3 separate regions of the Mus musculus genome follow, and all the other regions are linked to region 2. A link is a loop called in an ENCODE intact Hi-C map of the cell type or tissue named here. Cell type or tissue: left cerebral cortex. All regions are shown on one strand.

Evidence for each region. Hi-C counts contacts between places; a loop is a spot of excess contacts. Peaks named below come from ENCODE experiments on the same cell type or tissue, not always from the same donor. Only the 100,000 strongest peaks of a DNase experiment are listed, where the experiment ranks them.
Region 1: a loop joins it to region 2, with 5 times the contacts of the local background. A loop is called at or near these places in 2 of 42 quality-filtered maps.
Region 3: a loop joins it to region 2, with 2.2 times the contacts of the local background. A loop is called at or near these places in 2 of 42 quality-filtered maps.

Annotation. Positions count from the first base shown.
Region 1 is chr4:104,365,051-104,370,050 of GRCm38, forward strand. All of the region lies in intron 4 of Dab1 (disabled 1), which reads left to right. Among named protein-coding and RNA genes, the nearest start is that of Gm36661, 340 kb to the left of the region's middle. In left cerebral cortex, CTCF peaks have their summits at 1,990 (motif pointing left), 3,593 (motif pointing left) and 3,921; DNase peaks (open chromatin) are centred at 1,651, 2,003, 2,482, 2,814 and 4 more places; H3K4me3 peaks cover 3,377 bases; H3K27ac peaks cover 2,766 bases.
Region 2 is chr4:103,616,623-103,621,622 of GRCm38, forward strand. It overlaps Dab1 (disabled 1), which reads left to right and starts at 2,878. Exons shown (of 18, transcript NM_001369047.1): 1 at 2,878-3,123. It overlaps Gm36604 (a long non-coding RNA gene), which reads right to left and starts at 2,432. Exons shown (of 3, transcript XR_376479.3): 1 at 1,834-2,432. In left cerebral cortex, CTCF peaks have their summits at 2,939, 3,456 and 4,623; DNase peaks (open chromatin) are centred at 2,894, 3,387, 4,232, 4,428 and 1 more place; H3K4me3 peaks cover 2,356 bases; H3K27ac peaks cover 2,208 bases.
Region 3 is chr4:103,553,345-103,558,344 of GRCm38, forward strand. No RefSeq gene overlaps it. Among named protein-coding and RNA genes, the nearest start is that of Gm25877, 31 kb to the right of the region's middle. In left cerebral cortex, a CTCF peak has its summit at 2,470 (motif pointing left); DNase peaks (open chromatin) are centred at 53 and 2,447.

The DNA.
Region 1 (5,000 bases), 750 kb after region 2:
GGCCTGCCAGAGGCAAAGAAGGCCAACAGATTTCCAAGTCCATATTGTAAAGGTTGTATGAGAAATACCTCAAACTACTCAGAATGGATTAAGTAATATATACAGCCTCTGCTATTCTTATTATCTTGCTGCTTCTCAGATTACATGATGAAAGCACATTTATTGATTTTTTTCTTTATGCCATACTTAATACAAATCACATTGGTATTTTCAAAATAACAGCAGTAAAGCCCCACACCTTATCTTTCAGATGAGCTATTTCTTGACATTTAGCTGAGTGGCAAAATATCCCTTTAAATTTGGTTCAGTTTAACCAGGAAGGCCCTGAGGCCCATAGTGGGCAGCTTGTGCCTATACATCATACTTTCTTCCAGGCTGGAGATAGGAACAGCTGTGTCTTGTTGCCCCCATTGGATTTCATGGGAATTTGCCCAGTTTCCACGGTAGACTTTGTCCAACACTGACTAGAGATAGTTTTACGTTCTTATACATTGTATGGCTTGGCAAACTGAGTTTGCCAGTTCCCTCTGGTGTCTGTAGTGGCAAAGTCAGGTGAAGACAGGAGGCAGGAGACAGCTACAGGTCAGACCTCAGACATGAACTCTTAAAAGGCATGTATGTGGATGTTTCAAAGCTGTCCCTAAATCGGGGAAGTTTAGATTTTGTTGTGGTAGAGTCTGTAAAAAGTCAGATTTACTCGAGCTTACCTAAGGTCTGGCATTTACTAGCCTGTAGAAATGACTAACACTCAACTATACTCTCACTTATTTCCTCTGCGAGGTCTAAAATTTCTCTTTTCTTGGTATTGAGTTCAGACTCCAGGGACTTCTCTTTGTAAACAATGGAAGTAAAAATGTTTTCTTGATCACAGCTGAGTCGTTCCAGCCAATCTCAACTTCACACTGGGTGTAGAACCTGGTGCCCAACTCCTCCCACTTTCCAGAACTTTTGTAAAAGTTGGAGAGAAATCCGGTGGAGGTTCCCTGGTCCCACCTTTAGACTGACAGCCACCCAGAGGTAGACAGAAACCATCAAGAATGGAACCTCTCTGCCAAGTTGTGGGAAATTTCTTCCGATCAGCCCTTCTCAGTAGATTTCATCCTGCCTATGACCTCAGGACTTTTTTTTTTTCTTGTCTCTATGTAAATTGCTATCTTTTCAGAGGTGCCTGACAGCCAAGTTTTGCAGGGCCTCCATTTGTACAGAGCTGTTATTATGGGATAAGTGTAATGGCTCGTGAATTTTGTGGAGGAAGGGAGGGTCTCCAGATGACTTTGTACAAACCAGCCACGGACCTACTGACTCCACAAGCAGTGCATTAGGCTAAATATTTTTAGCCCATTGACTCTAGAGGTAATAACCCTAAATGCATCATTAAATTTTCATGGGTGAATAACAGAAGCTACAAGAAAAAATCCCCCTCCCCAAGAAAAGCCCCCAAAACAAGCCACCGCTTTAGCTTTATTATCGCTCAGCTGGAGGGCAGGAGTGTGACCCCTCAAAAGAAGAGTAAACTTAAAGCAAGTATTTGGTTCTCTTCCTTTGCTCTCAGGCACCAGGCTCCCAGAGACAGGCAGTAGGTGATTTTCACACTCCCCCTTCCCACCAAGCTTTCAAGCCTCTGGAGACATGCGTGCCACACTGGCGTTGACAAAGCCGAATCCAATCTCAAGGTGGAAGAATTTCCGACTAATCCAATTATTTTTTGCCACTCGGTGTTCCTGAGATCTTTTTGTAAGGTAGGACCCGAAGAGCCTTCTTCAGCACAACAGGTTCTAATTTACAGGAGGGTCTACTGCCCTGCATTCTAAGAATGGAGTAGGGAAAACAAGTTAACTGGGGCCTGCGTGCCCTCAGGGGCACAGGAGGCTGCCTAGAGCGGATTGAAATAGTGACAAGTGCGGAACAACTTTGCCTGGGAAGCGGCAATAAAAGGCGGGCTGGAGCCGGCCTGGGCGGCTGGGAGAGGACGCCCCCTTCTGCCAAGGGGCTCGGGGCAAGAAGCTCGCGCGGCCTCCGCTTGGCTCTGCGCCCGTCTACTTGTGAGCATAGAGGCTTGGCTAAAAGCAGGCGCTGGAGAATCAGCAGAGTCCTAGAGGGGGCTGCAGCGGCTGCCTAGGAGCGTGGCGGGCTCCCAGCGCAACCCCCAACCCCACCCCCTGCGACGAACCGCAGGGCGGGGACCCCAAGCTCTTCGCTCCGATCGGTCTCTACTCCCGGGATGGGGGGCGAGCGAGGGGGCTGGAGGAGCGCGACCGCGAGCCGCGGCGCCCCCGCTCGCCTGCTCGTTGGCTCTTCCCCTTCGTCGGCGCCGCGGCGACTCCGCTGAGCTGTCGCTCGGAACGCGTTCCGGCGGCGAACAGAGCGCCCTGGCGGGAGAGGGAGCCGGCGAGGAAGGGCTTGGGACGCTCAGTGGCAGGTGAGCGGCGGGGCTGGCGCGGGGCGGGGGCCGCGGGAGGAGGCGGGTCTGCGCACCGCACGGGGGCTGGTCTCCTCCCCCTGCTCTGACGCGCGCCCGTCGCTTCCCGGGGAGGATGGACCCAGCTCGGCGCTCACCCGGGCTTCCCCGGGCTGGAGAGCGCGTTTGAGTGCGGCCGCCCGCAGGGCATGGAGAGCCGTGTCCCGGGCGGCTGCGGCAGCCAAGGAGGATGCTCCGGGGGAGCCGAGGTGAGAGGCGCGGCGGGGGGCACGCGGGGGACCCCGAGTTGAGCGGGCGCAGGTGGCCCGCGGGGACACCCGGCTTCCGCGAGCCCGGGTAGCTCGGCTGGGGCCCGCGAGCCCGGGTACGGAGGAAGGCTTTCGGGGCGCTTCTCTAGGGAGTTTGGCGCGAGGTGCCGTGCACTAGCGAGTGCCGCAGTTTTCTATCATCTCCCACCACTTGCTTGGGAAGCTACCCTGCGTCTCCTTTCCGGTTGGTCCCCACTTCCTTCGTCCTACTTCTGAACACTCGGGATCCTCTCTTTAGGCTTGCCTACCCGAGACCCCCTGTGTTCTCCTGCGGCTCTAGCCACCCAAGGCTGCCTTCTCCCACTCTAGAACCTGCGGAGTTCTCCCTAAGCTTCCTCCCTGTCTTGCTGGTGCTACCCGCGGGTCGGACCTCTTCCCCACTCCGCGGAACCTGCACTTCCCTACATCACAGCAGCGCTTTGGCTCTGCCTCGACCACTCCATTAACTGGACCCATCCCAATCAAGCCAACCCTTTCCGCAGACACCGGCGCTGGACCGAAACCTTTCTTCGGGTCCTGCGACCAGGTGTTCCCCGTCGCGCTCCCTCCACTATTCAGTCCTCAGGCCCTTGGTCACCCGCCACTCCCCTCGCATCCGGCCCTCTTCTACCATAACTCTGTACCCTACTCTCTCGAACGCAAGATAAGGATTTTTCATGCTGGGGAAACTTTGATTCTTTATGGTTAGTCTTGTAAAGGAGCCCTACGATTCAGTCCAAGCCACCAAAGGAGCCTGGAGTCAGGGAGTCCTGATTTAGGGGTAGTTTTGTGTTAAGGCTCCCGGAAGGTACTTGGTGATTCTACAAAGTGTATTTCCACACCCTGCTGGTCACTGCTTCTGCTGTCTGCATCCCGCAGAGTATGCTTGTGACCCCTGGTGGGAGGGTGAGTCTTTACTGCACTTTTAAAGGCGCTTTTTCTTTCTTTCTCTATTTCTTTTGGGGTTGGTGTTAGTGGACTCGGCGGGGTGGGCAGAGAAAGCTGCTTTGCAAACTGGTGCGGCTAGGCTGCCACACGGTCTAGTAGTCCACCCTGCACGCCCTTTCACGTTGGGAACCCGCCCCAACCCCCATCTGCATCACACAAGTCCTCATTGTTGGGGGTCTGCGGGGTATTTCCGCCTGGGCTATGAGAGTGAAGGAATGGTATGGGGGCGGGGAGCCCAGGGCTCTAGGCGACTGTCGGGAGCTGGAGACTTGGAGAGCGCCGCGGCGCGGGCAAGTGCTAGTTCGGAAATGTGTTTCTGAGGCAGGATTCGTGGCCGCGTGGAGGGGCGGAGGGGGGGGGGCGGAGAGGGAGGGGGAAGGGAGGGAGGAGAGAAAGAAAAGAAAGAAAGAAAAAAAAAGAAAGAAAAGAAAGAGAGCTCGGAGTGGAGGAGAGATTGCGGAGGCTGGATCGCCATTCTCTGCTCAGAGGCCTCCTAAAGGATGCCACAATGCCTCCCAGTGCCAAACTCCGGAGGTGAGAGCATCCTTGCCACTGCTTCCCCCTTCTCTGATTTCCTTGTGGAGCTGGCCCATTAGACACACTTTCACAATGTTGATGGTTTTGAATGAAGGCTTTGTGGGGGCTCTACTGACACTTCCCAACACTTAACATGTTTGCAAAGTAATCATATAAATTAAAGGTGGCTTACGTTCAGAACCTTCTAATTATCCAGTTCACGCTTGTACATTCATGTGCCAATTATGGGTCTTCGGGAAATCCATAAAATTATAAACCATCCCACCCCCTGAATTAGCACCCATTGTTTTTTATTATCTCCAAGATGAGCAATTCTGGATGGAATCCTGAGTTGCACAGCGAAAAAGAGAGATGTGCTATGGGGTGAGGTTAGACAAACGCCCCCTTCCCATCTCTTTTCCTCCCTATCTTGACAAGGCTTCGTGGCTCTTCTAGAGACTGAAAGGGATCAAAGATTTTCTTGATTTCCCATTGAGCTGGGCGACCTAATCAAAGCTGTATAAAAGTCAACTTCTAAGCAATCAAATTGTCTGCTGCTGTCCTTGATTGAAACCCTAGCATTCAAATGGAGTATTGAAGAACTCTCAGAAATGGCTTTTGAAGTGCTATTGTTCTTTTCCATACACACGGGCTCTCGTAGAGGTTTAGGAAGTTCAAAATGCAGTGATGTGAAAGCGATGTGACTTTGTAACTATTTGACAACGCAGGATCTGCAGCGGGAGAGAAGAGGCCAACGTGGGGGAAGCGACAACATGTTACTATATTCCTGGGAACTGGGTAGCTCTCAAGTGGGTACATTCTTTTACTCA
Region 2 (5,000 bases):
TGCAGTGGTAATATAGAAGTCAGTTTCTAAGACCATGTGGCCTTTAAGATCTCTTTTGAATTTCAACAGCTCAAGCTTGGGGCTTGAAGGCCATTGGAGAGGAGTGAAATGTATTGAGTCAGTGCGAGGGAAGGAATTGGCTATTTTAGAAATCTAAGTTCTGGATCTCCATTGTATTAAACTCCTCTGGGTTCTAGAAGTCAGCAACACCATCAGGGCTAAGGACATCCAAAGCACACAGACATGAGAGGAATCAAGTTCCAGCTCTGCTGCTTCTCCTAACCGTGTTGAGCTCCTTTAATGGTCACAGGTCACACTACCCAATCTTGCTTGTTTTAACTCCCAGGGCTTTGGTGGCATGTTGTAGTGGATCTCGTGGCTTTTGAAAACTGCTGTGGTCAGACATGTAAGGGACTGATCATGTTTCTCAGCTAAGAGATCCTTTCCTGTTGCTAAGAGAGAAGAGGCTGTTTTCTTCTCCTACCATCTCTGGCTTTACAAATCCCCTCCCCCCAACCTCCAGCCCCCTTTTCCTTTCTATTTTTTGTAGCTTGGGAGCTTCATAGGACAATTGTTGTGTATGCTTCAAGCTGGATGAGGGTGGCGGACAGGAAAACATCAAAAGGATGGAAACAAAATGGAAATCTGTTTTCTGCTTGAGAAGATGGCAGCCGGGTTCAGGGACCAGCATTGTGAATGCAATCATCACCACACATCTGAAAGAGGCATCAGGACTCCGTAGTTCTGACATGTCCAGGAAAGGCAGTTCCTAGAGGGAATAGAGGGCATGTGTGGTGCTTGGGCTTCTGGAGGACCCAAAGTAAAGAGATCTTAAAGATGAAGTTAACAGTCATTTAGTCCCTTGGGTACATCTTCCTGGTATCATTTTATCAACACAGTAAGTCATGAGAATATGTAACCATTTACATCTTCTGGTTGAGGAAAGGATATTTAGAGAGTGGGTTGGGATGGCTCATGTTCAGGCTCCCTGAACTGCTCACCAGTGGCTTTTACTCCCAATCTCTTGTTGGATGAAGGAAAAGTTGATGTGGTTTGTGATTATGGAAGTCAGGAGATGGTGAGGGACTTTTATCCAGCACTGTTGGATCTTCTTACTGATTCTTCTTCCAATGGCATTTGCCCAAGTTCTCTCCAATCCACTATCTCCATAGCAGCCAGAGTGAACTTTTTTTTTTTTTTTTTGGTTTTTCGAGACAGGGTTTCTCTCTATAGCTCTGGCTGTCCTGGAACTCACTTTGTAAACCAGGCTGGCCTTGAACTCAGAAATCTGCCTGCCTCTGCCTCCGGAGTGCTGGGATTAAAGGCGTGTGCCACCACGCCCGGCCAGAGTGAACTTTTACAAATCAACCCCACAGGGAATGCTACACCACTCACATCCCTAACTCCAGTGCCAAATCTACTTACTGACCTCTGTGGAGGTGAACCTCCCTGTCAGATGGAACCACCCACTCTATATCATACCACTGGGTCATTACCCTTGCTGCTTCCAGCTACAGGTGTACCCTCCTCCATCTTAGATGCCCTCAACTCATTCCTGCATGGGACATTTGCTCTGGCTGTTTCTTCTGCCCTGGAGATGAGGAGATGAGGTCCTACTGACGTAGAACTTGGGTTAGCAGTTATGACCTAAGCAGGTTCCTACTTGTTCCAGTTCCCTAGGTGTTCCGGTTGTTGTTATTGTGATAAAACACTGACCAAAGCCAACTTAGTGGTGTTACTTCATCTTATAGGTTTCAGTCCATCATTGAGGGAAGTCAGAGCAGGGACCTGGAGTAGGAATGGAAGCACAGACCATAAAGGGACTCTGCTTACCTGCTTGCTCTCCATGGCTTGTTCAGCTTACTTCTTAGACAACCCAAGACACCTGCCCAGAAGTAGCTCCACTCACAGAAGGCTGGCCTCTCCCACATTAACCCTCAATCAAGAATGTGGCCGGAAGACACGCCCACAGGCCCATATAATGGAAGCAACATCTCAGTCTGAGGGTCTCTCTTCCCAGGTGACTCAAGTTTCGTGTCAAGTTGACAAAAGCAAGCTAAGTAGCATCTCCAGTCACTTCACATTGCATGCCACCATCTATTTCAATCTTGGTGATCAATACCACTCAACAACTCTTCTTGATTTACTTATTTTCTGTGTCTTCACTGGAGAGAAAAGTCCAAGCCAAGCTGTACTCTACTCTATAAAATAGGGATTGGCATAGAACCGAGGTACGCTCACGGCAAATATTTACTGGGTTGTTGCTGACAGTTGTTGAGGGAAGGCAGGCTTGCATTGGAAGAAGGAAGAAATTAAGCTTTGTTTAGGGAGTTCCACTCTGTTTATCTCATTATATTCTCACCACAACCTCACAGAAAAGCTCATCTGATTCCCATTTTATTGATGAAGCAACAGGGACCCAATCCTCTGGTGCGGGCTGCCTCTCTCAGTGCCCACAAGCCTGCTCCCAAGGCGGCATCTAGAAACCACGTGCAATCAGGAGGGTGCCTCTGTAGCAGTAACCTCCCGTGCAAAGACCTTCCCTGGGAAGTGGCAGTTGGAAATGAGTTTCCATAATAAACCTCTGTTGCTTGCCCTAAAGCTCAGACATTCTAGGGAGCAGAGAGCCTAAGGAGAGCGCTGCGGGGAGACCAGTGATGGTTATAGACGATGCTGTGGTGATTTAGGAGGGAGTGGCAATTGGGTGCTGAGGGTCCTTTCCTGAGCAGAGCCCACACTGTGGCCAGGTGCAGCCAAGCCACTCTTGCCGGCGCTCGTATCCTTAGTTAGGTGGCGAAATGCTGATGGGCTCTCCTATTCGGGGGAATGCGGTAGTGATGTATAAGGTATGAAAGATGTGGCCTGCAGAGAGCCGGCACTATCTCTACTGCTGCTGCTGCTGCCACCGCTGCCTTTGCTGCCGCCACTACTGCCGCCACTAGAGCTGCCGGGAGTGAGCCTCCCTTCTTCCAGATACCCAGCTCCGTTGCATCTCCCGCTCCCTGGCCCCGCACGGACCTCCCCGCCCCAGGGAACAAAAGCAGAGTCCGGTCGCCCTGTTCTGCAGCCAGAGGATGATGTGTCGAGAGGGCTGAGCAGAGTGTGGTCTTCAGCGGCTGGAAGGTAGGAGAGGGTGTTGCGCCTGGCGGCCGCGGCGTGGAAAGCTAGGGTGGGCGCGCCAGGGCAAGGATGGCTTCAGTCGTCCAGCCGTCGGGTGGGCGCCTCATGGACCCTGCAGGGTGGTGGTCTGCAGCGCCGCGGCCGCAATGCCCACTGCGGGCCGAGAGTCGCGTTCCCGCAGCCACGAGGGAGCCCCTGCATGGGGACTGGAGGCGGAGGAAAGAAAAGTCTGAAGCCCAAAGCCAAGCGGTGGTGGCTGCAGAAGGGCTGTCCGCAGCTCTTGGACTTGGTGGCGCGTTTCGCCGCGCTGAACGGCCAGGCGGCGGCCGCAGTGTGCGCAAAGTTTTGGGTAGCGCGCAAAGGCGCAGGCAAGGGCCGCGCACAGAGGGGCAAGTTGTGGCCAGAGAGCTAGGGCGACCCTCAGGACAACCAGCGGGGTTTGCCTAAGAAGGGGACAGGTGGATTCTGCTCCCCTCCAGCATAGAGGAGACTGGGTTGGAGCGGCGTCGTTTTAACCCTTTGGTCCCCGGGGGAAAACAACTTCATCCGTGTTGGAGCCTGCTGGACCCTGGCCGCTTTGAGGCTCCTGGTTTGATCCTCCTGTGGCCGTGCGCAATTCTCTGCTTCTGTCGCGTTTTCATTTCTAGCCTCTTAGGTTTTAGCTGGCCTGGGGTCTTTCCCTAGGTCTGTATCCCTTGGACCATTGCGTACATGTTTCTCTATCTCCTCGCTAGATTGACTCTTGGATGCTGCTTTGAAAAATGAAATGATTAATCAATTAGGTTAGTGGTCAATTAGGCATAACCTTGTAGGAAAATAATTATGTCGGGCTCTCAGCTTCCACCGGTGATGAGGTGGGAATCGAGCCCAGGTACGGGGGCTGTTCCCAAATAATAGTACTGGGGCGGGGGCGGAGGGGGGGGCGGTTGCGTTCTGGAATTTAAAATTAAGAGGATGGTGACCACCCACCAAGGTGGTGGGAGTCAACGGAGGAGTGTGTGTGTGTGTGTGTGTGTGTGTGTGTGTGGTGTGGTGTGGTTTGTGTGTGTGTGTCTGTGTGCGTGCGCGCTTGCTTCAGTTTTTGCTGAGAAAATTAACCCTTGACAGACTAGTCTGGGTAGACTTTTCAGGCAACATGGTGTATCCAACGGCTTGAAGGAAAGGTGTGTCCCCTTGCATGCCTGACCCCCTAACACACACACACACACACACACACACACACACACACACACACCCTTCCAAGCGGCTCCCTCTGCGAATCGCATCACCTCGTAGTGGCTTTGCTGAGCTTCGGGAGGCTGAGTTTAGGGGACTGCCTCTTAGTTTCATGTAGAAAGAATCGCATCATTGCAGACAGAGCTTTCTGTACACTGCTTAGCAGAACACATATCTCCCCCGATTGTGTTAAATAAAACCGTTATTAAATGGGAGCAAAAGGGAGACAATCTGTTTCCAGGGCTGGGAAGTTCTGCTGCATAGTGAGGCTTTTTTTTCCCCCTTTCTTTTTTGGAACCACTGGTGGGGTTTGGCACTGCAGTATTACAATACAGCCATATTAAAAAGGTCTTCAGAGCTTAGAGCCCTCCACCGCCGCAGGCTCCTCTTCTATACACTTCCATGATCAACAGCTCCTTTGCAGGGTGCATGCAGTGGATTCCAAAGGCAACGTGCTTTTTAACCCCTTTATGTGTCGAGCTTAAGCTGCTTCTGTCTGTTTAGGCACCTGCTTATAAGGTAGTAGAATCCTATTCAGAAGGCAAAAACCTGGAGGTGCGTCCTCAGATAGACAAGATTTTGCAACAGGTCCTATGTTTGAGGTTTCGAGTAATGGATCCCTTTGGCGTTCGATGTCAGGGCTCCCTTCTCTAGCGGTGATGTGA
Region 3 (5,000 bases), 63 kb before region 2:
CACCTCAGAATGCTGTTTGATGCTTGCCAGGATCTGCATATGCTTCTCTCTCCATCTGGAAAATTTTTCTCCGCTCCCCTCTCTCTGGCTAACTTTCCAGCATCTCTTATGAATTAGCTCTGGCCTGAGGGAAGGACGTCAGCTGTGTGATTGATTCACCAGTGCAACCCAAGCTCCAGCATGCTACTTGGAAGGCAGCATAAACCAAGAGATCCTACTTGTCTGCAGGAACAAGTCAGTCTCTTCTGGGCAACATGGTTGTTGATAACCACCTCCTGGATCCCTTGCTGGGAGGGGTCTGCATCTGAGCCCATGGTTTTCCTCTATGTCCTGTATCCTACCTCTAGATTCTAAGCTTCTTAAGCATAGAGGCCATGCTCACTCATCTTTTAGGTCGTTGGTGTCTAGCATAGGCCCCCCGATGCAGTGGATACTAAATCAGTGCTGAATAATAAACAATGGGACTGAAGTAGATGGTTTCTGCTCTCAGACACTGCCTCATTGTGAGTGATTTTTTTCTCTTCCCCTTTCACTGGGCAAGGAAGTCTCTCTGCATCTACAGATCGACTACAGCAACTCAATGAAGAGTTATTACTTGATCTGTAAAACAAGATAGCTTTGTAAGAAAGGGGTGACCTTGGGAATGGTAGTTCTTCAAAATCCAGCCTTCTAATCTGACAAATGGGCATTAAAAAGTCTCGAGTGTTATCTCATGGCTGGGCATTATGGATATTTGACAAGGACTCAGGTTATCTAGTTAATAGGGAGATGGCCTTGGGAATTAAAAGTGAGGGAGTGGGTCAAGCAAGGCAGAGAAAAGATTTAATAAAAGGCTTCTATGGACAAGATGGGCCTAACCCTGCTAGAGGCCCTCGGAGGAACCTTGCCTTACTGTCTAGAGATGGGCTGGAAGCTTGACAGCTGTCCTCCTCCCCTCCTGGCTTAACTTTGGTCCTGGGGGATTGACTTCCCCTTTGTTCTATAACTAAGCAAACACTGCTTTCCTCTCTCAACCCTGGGATAATGGAGGAACAGCCCAGCAGAGAAAAAGCATCACACATAGACTTGGGATATTCTTAGTATGCTGGAAAATGAAGGCTAGAGCTGCAGGTCGGCTCCAAGGTGGACCACAGAGGAAAGGACTGTCTGTAGAGAGTGTATCTGTCTGCCAAATGGCCCATCCTATCAAACGGTTTCCTTAGAAAGTAAGATGATTCGTTAGCCTAACATGTGATAGAATACCAGGGATATGAAGTATGACATTGCCTTACATTTCAGCAATGCCCCATCCCCCTACCAAAGAAACTTCCTACCCCTTCTAGCCCTGTCTTTCAGCCTCTGTCCTCCCATAGCAGACTGCTGCTGTTGAATTAGCCTCATCAAACCCAGCTTGCTTTGTTCCTGAAGGATCCTGGAGGAGCCCACAGAGCTCTGGTGACGCTCATTATTTCTCCACGAGAATCGGAGACCTCCAGTAATGAGGGCTCACTCTGGCATGTCTTTTTTTTTCCTGTCAGAGAGCCAGTGCCGCTTTTCCCACCCTGTCACCAACTTGAGGAAGGCCTGACCATGGAGGGGGTGCATGGGAGAGCTGATTTTTTCTCCTGCACAAGGAGCATGCTACAGTGGGGGTCCTCCTGTCACAAACTACCCACCAAGAGGTGCATGGGAAACCAGAGAGCCCTTGATTATGAAGCTTCTCTGGCCTGTCAGCTCCACAGCCAGGACACCTCAGACTTGGTCTCGTAATGAGATTTTTTGGTGTGGCTCCTTGCAGGCTTTCTTTACACGCCGAGGATCTGGACGTGTTTCCATTAGCAGGGCCAGTTTTAGTTTAGTTGCCTACAATTAACTAGTCTGCAAATGGTGAGGCTGGGTGATGCATTGACCTACTTGATAGAACTCTCTGGTAATGACGATGCCTTGATCTTCATTTGAAGAAGTGAGGTCTTAAATATTCATATGTTTTGAGCCAATGACTTTATTTCTTGGCATGCTTTGTAAGGAATATAAAACATTTTTCCAGCAGAGATGCTTGTCCTAAAATTACTTGTACGTGGAATGGCGAACAACAATAAAGAGGGCAGTGACCAAATCTTATGTAATCGTGTGGAAAAATCATACTAACATAATGTTCAGATAAAAATAGAGATTTTAATATTAAACTGCAGCACAATCATCCCAGTGAAAATGAGCAAAATAAAAATAGCCTATAAAATGTTTTATCAACGGTAGTAATTTTACGGATTTTTTTTTTTATTCTCTGGACTTTCATGTCTTTTTATGTTAAGCACACACTTCAGCTCAAATGACACTTCTTTTTCAAATGTTATATAAAACGTGCATCTGGAAATTGAGTAAATGCGGCCTTTGCAATTGAGAAAAACACATGTGAAAAAGACTAGAAGGGAACTCAGCAGAACTCACCACTGCTGAAGAGGCTGAGACTCCCTGCCCTCTGCACAGCACCCTCTTCTGGAGAGCAGAGGAGAGGTGAGAGATCCCACCTTCAGCGAATCAAGTCACAGTCTCCCGTGCTGACTGACTTCGGGCAGTTCCGATTCAGATCTAATTCAGTGAGGCAAGTGCCTCTTGGGGACTTAGATATACTTTTTTTTTCCTATATCATAAATGTTTTGTACTGTTGCCAAATTACTTTTACCATTAGGAAATGCCAAAGCACTTTCGAATCTAAAGATTCAGCAATGTGGAAATGAGTTCCTTCCAATATCGTAATCTGCTCTGGTCTATCGGCTCCGCGGTGTATTTTCCTCTCCAGAGAGGCTGTGCTTGTGGCTCTGTTTTCCTCTACCTGGTGTCCACACTGTAACTCATTATTCCACCGCTTTCAAGATGTGTCGCAGGAGGAAGGCTGAAGAAATTAGGAGTGTTGGGTTTAAGAGCAAAGACATCTAAAAATAGGCAGTGCAGATCGAGGGGAGCAAATTTGTTTCCTGAGGGCCCAGCAGGTGAGACCATGACCAGCGAGGAGAAATTGCCATTAGACAAATGTTAGCTTTCAGAACTGCATTTGATCTACACTAGGCAAAGGGGCTTTAAACACTGTCCGAGGATCAGGCAATTTTAGACGACTCCCGCCAGCTCCAGGGTCTTTTCAGATCTCATGCGTCCAAGCATCATGAGCCTCCCATGCTTACCCAGAATACATTTCTTCTCACTCTAGGCTAGCCTATTTGCAAGGCTAATATAATCAAAATTTTACTAAACTGATTGTGGTTTATTCCAAACAGTGCCTAATTCAAAGCAACTGCTCATTCCCAGCTGAGTTGGTCCCTATTGTTCTTGGGTAAAAATAATAAGTAAATAAATAAACAAATGCAATATATGAAAATCCAAACATAAGCAAATAAATTAGGGGAATAATTATTTGCAGAACAAAAGGATTCCCCACAGGGATTCCTTAAACTGAGAGCTCTCCAATAGTATTTACAGTGTAATTAAATTAACCAAAATATGGTTAACACTTGACTCTACAGTCTTTACCTAGGCCCTTCCTCTCCCTTATAACCAGAATTGATCTGATCATGGAGGCTCAGTCTTGCCTGGGGAGCTGGGGACTGAACTCCCCTCTTGAAGAGAGGAGCAGAATGTCCATGACTGTGCAAAGATGGAGATCATGACAACTTTGGCATTTGTGACACCTAGGCCTTTGCAGGGTCTTCCATTTTGTTTTTCTGCCTTGATTTGTATCGGCCCCACTTTCATTCTTGCCTTTTGGCTTCTCCCCACAGACTGCATTTGTAACAGTGAGGGTTGACGCTGAGCCTTCAGGGCGTGACAGTTCAGCGTGATGAGCTGGTGACTAGGAGCACTGGGAGTTGTAAGACCGAGGAGCGATCAAGTAAGGCACTTGGAGATTGGGTACAACAGGAGGCAGCTCCTGTGCGTGAGACGGTATTGATTGATGGGGGCAGAGGAAGAGTGACTCCAGAGTCCAGGAGTAGAGAGAGGCTGTCCAGTTGGAACTGGAGCCCAGGAGAGTGCGGCAGCCTGGGGGCTTGGGGGAGGTGAAACGGTAAGGGGAGAGAGGTTCAAAAGAGAGGTGAGACTTGGGAGAGATAGGGTTGTCTTTCCTGCCTTGTAGCACATAGCCCTGCATCAAGCTGAAAAGCAGGGATAGCAACAAATCCTAGGAAATGTCTGCAGGGCTCAGCTGCAGTGAAAGAGTAGAACAGATGATGGATAGGAAGCAGATGTAGGTATGAGCCAGTGGCCTTGGCATGACACCTGACAAACTGAATTTGTTGAGATGGAGACTGAGTTCACTCAAGACCTCAGGGGCCAATATAAAAACAGTACTTTAAGAAAGCAGTGACTGTACTAGCAACTAATACTTGTCCATTGCTTACTAATAGTCATTTGTGTCTTCTGTGAGTAGGACAGGAGTCCCCTTTTGTGCAAAGATACATGAAGGAATATAATTAATGCTCACACCAACCAGATGAAGTTCCTACTGTCATCATCATCTCTTACTTTTTCAAGTAGGAAAGGGAGACACAGAGACATTACCTCATTGTTCTGGGCCACAGAGGCACTAAAGTGTTGAATCACTATTCAAATGTTAGCAGTTGGGCTTAGGAGCCCCTGTGATTAACCTTGCTGATCTACCTAACTATGAAGTCCTTAACCAGTTCTTGTTAGAAATTTCTCTAGTTAATTTCCTTGCCCTGGAAAACAAAACAAAACAAAACAAAACAAAACAAAACAAAACAAAACAAAACAAAACAAAAACTAGACAACCCATTTCACAGAACTGTTGTGAGATTAGGTGTAAGGATATCAGCTCAATGTCTGGCAAACAGAAGATAATCCGTTTCCATGCTCAGAGAGATCCCCTGCTGGGAGAGATCATGTGATCAGCTTTCTGAGTCAGACCCAGTTAGGTCTCCTCTTTCCTTTGCAGTCTCTGATCCCTAGCACCTCTCTTTCAAGACTCCAATTTCAGATCTCACTCATGTCTCTCATGAACATTTTGTGGT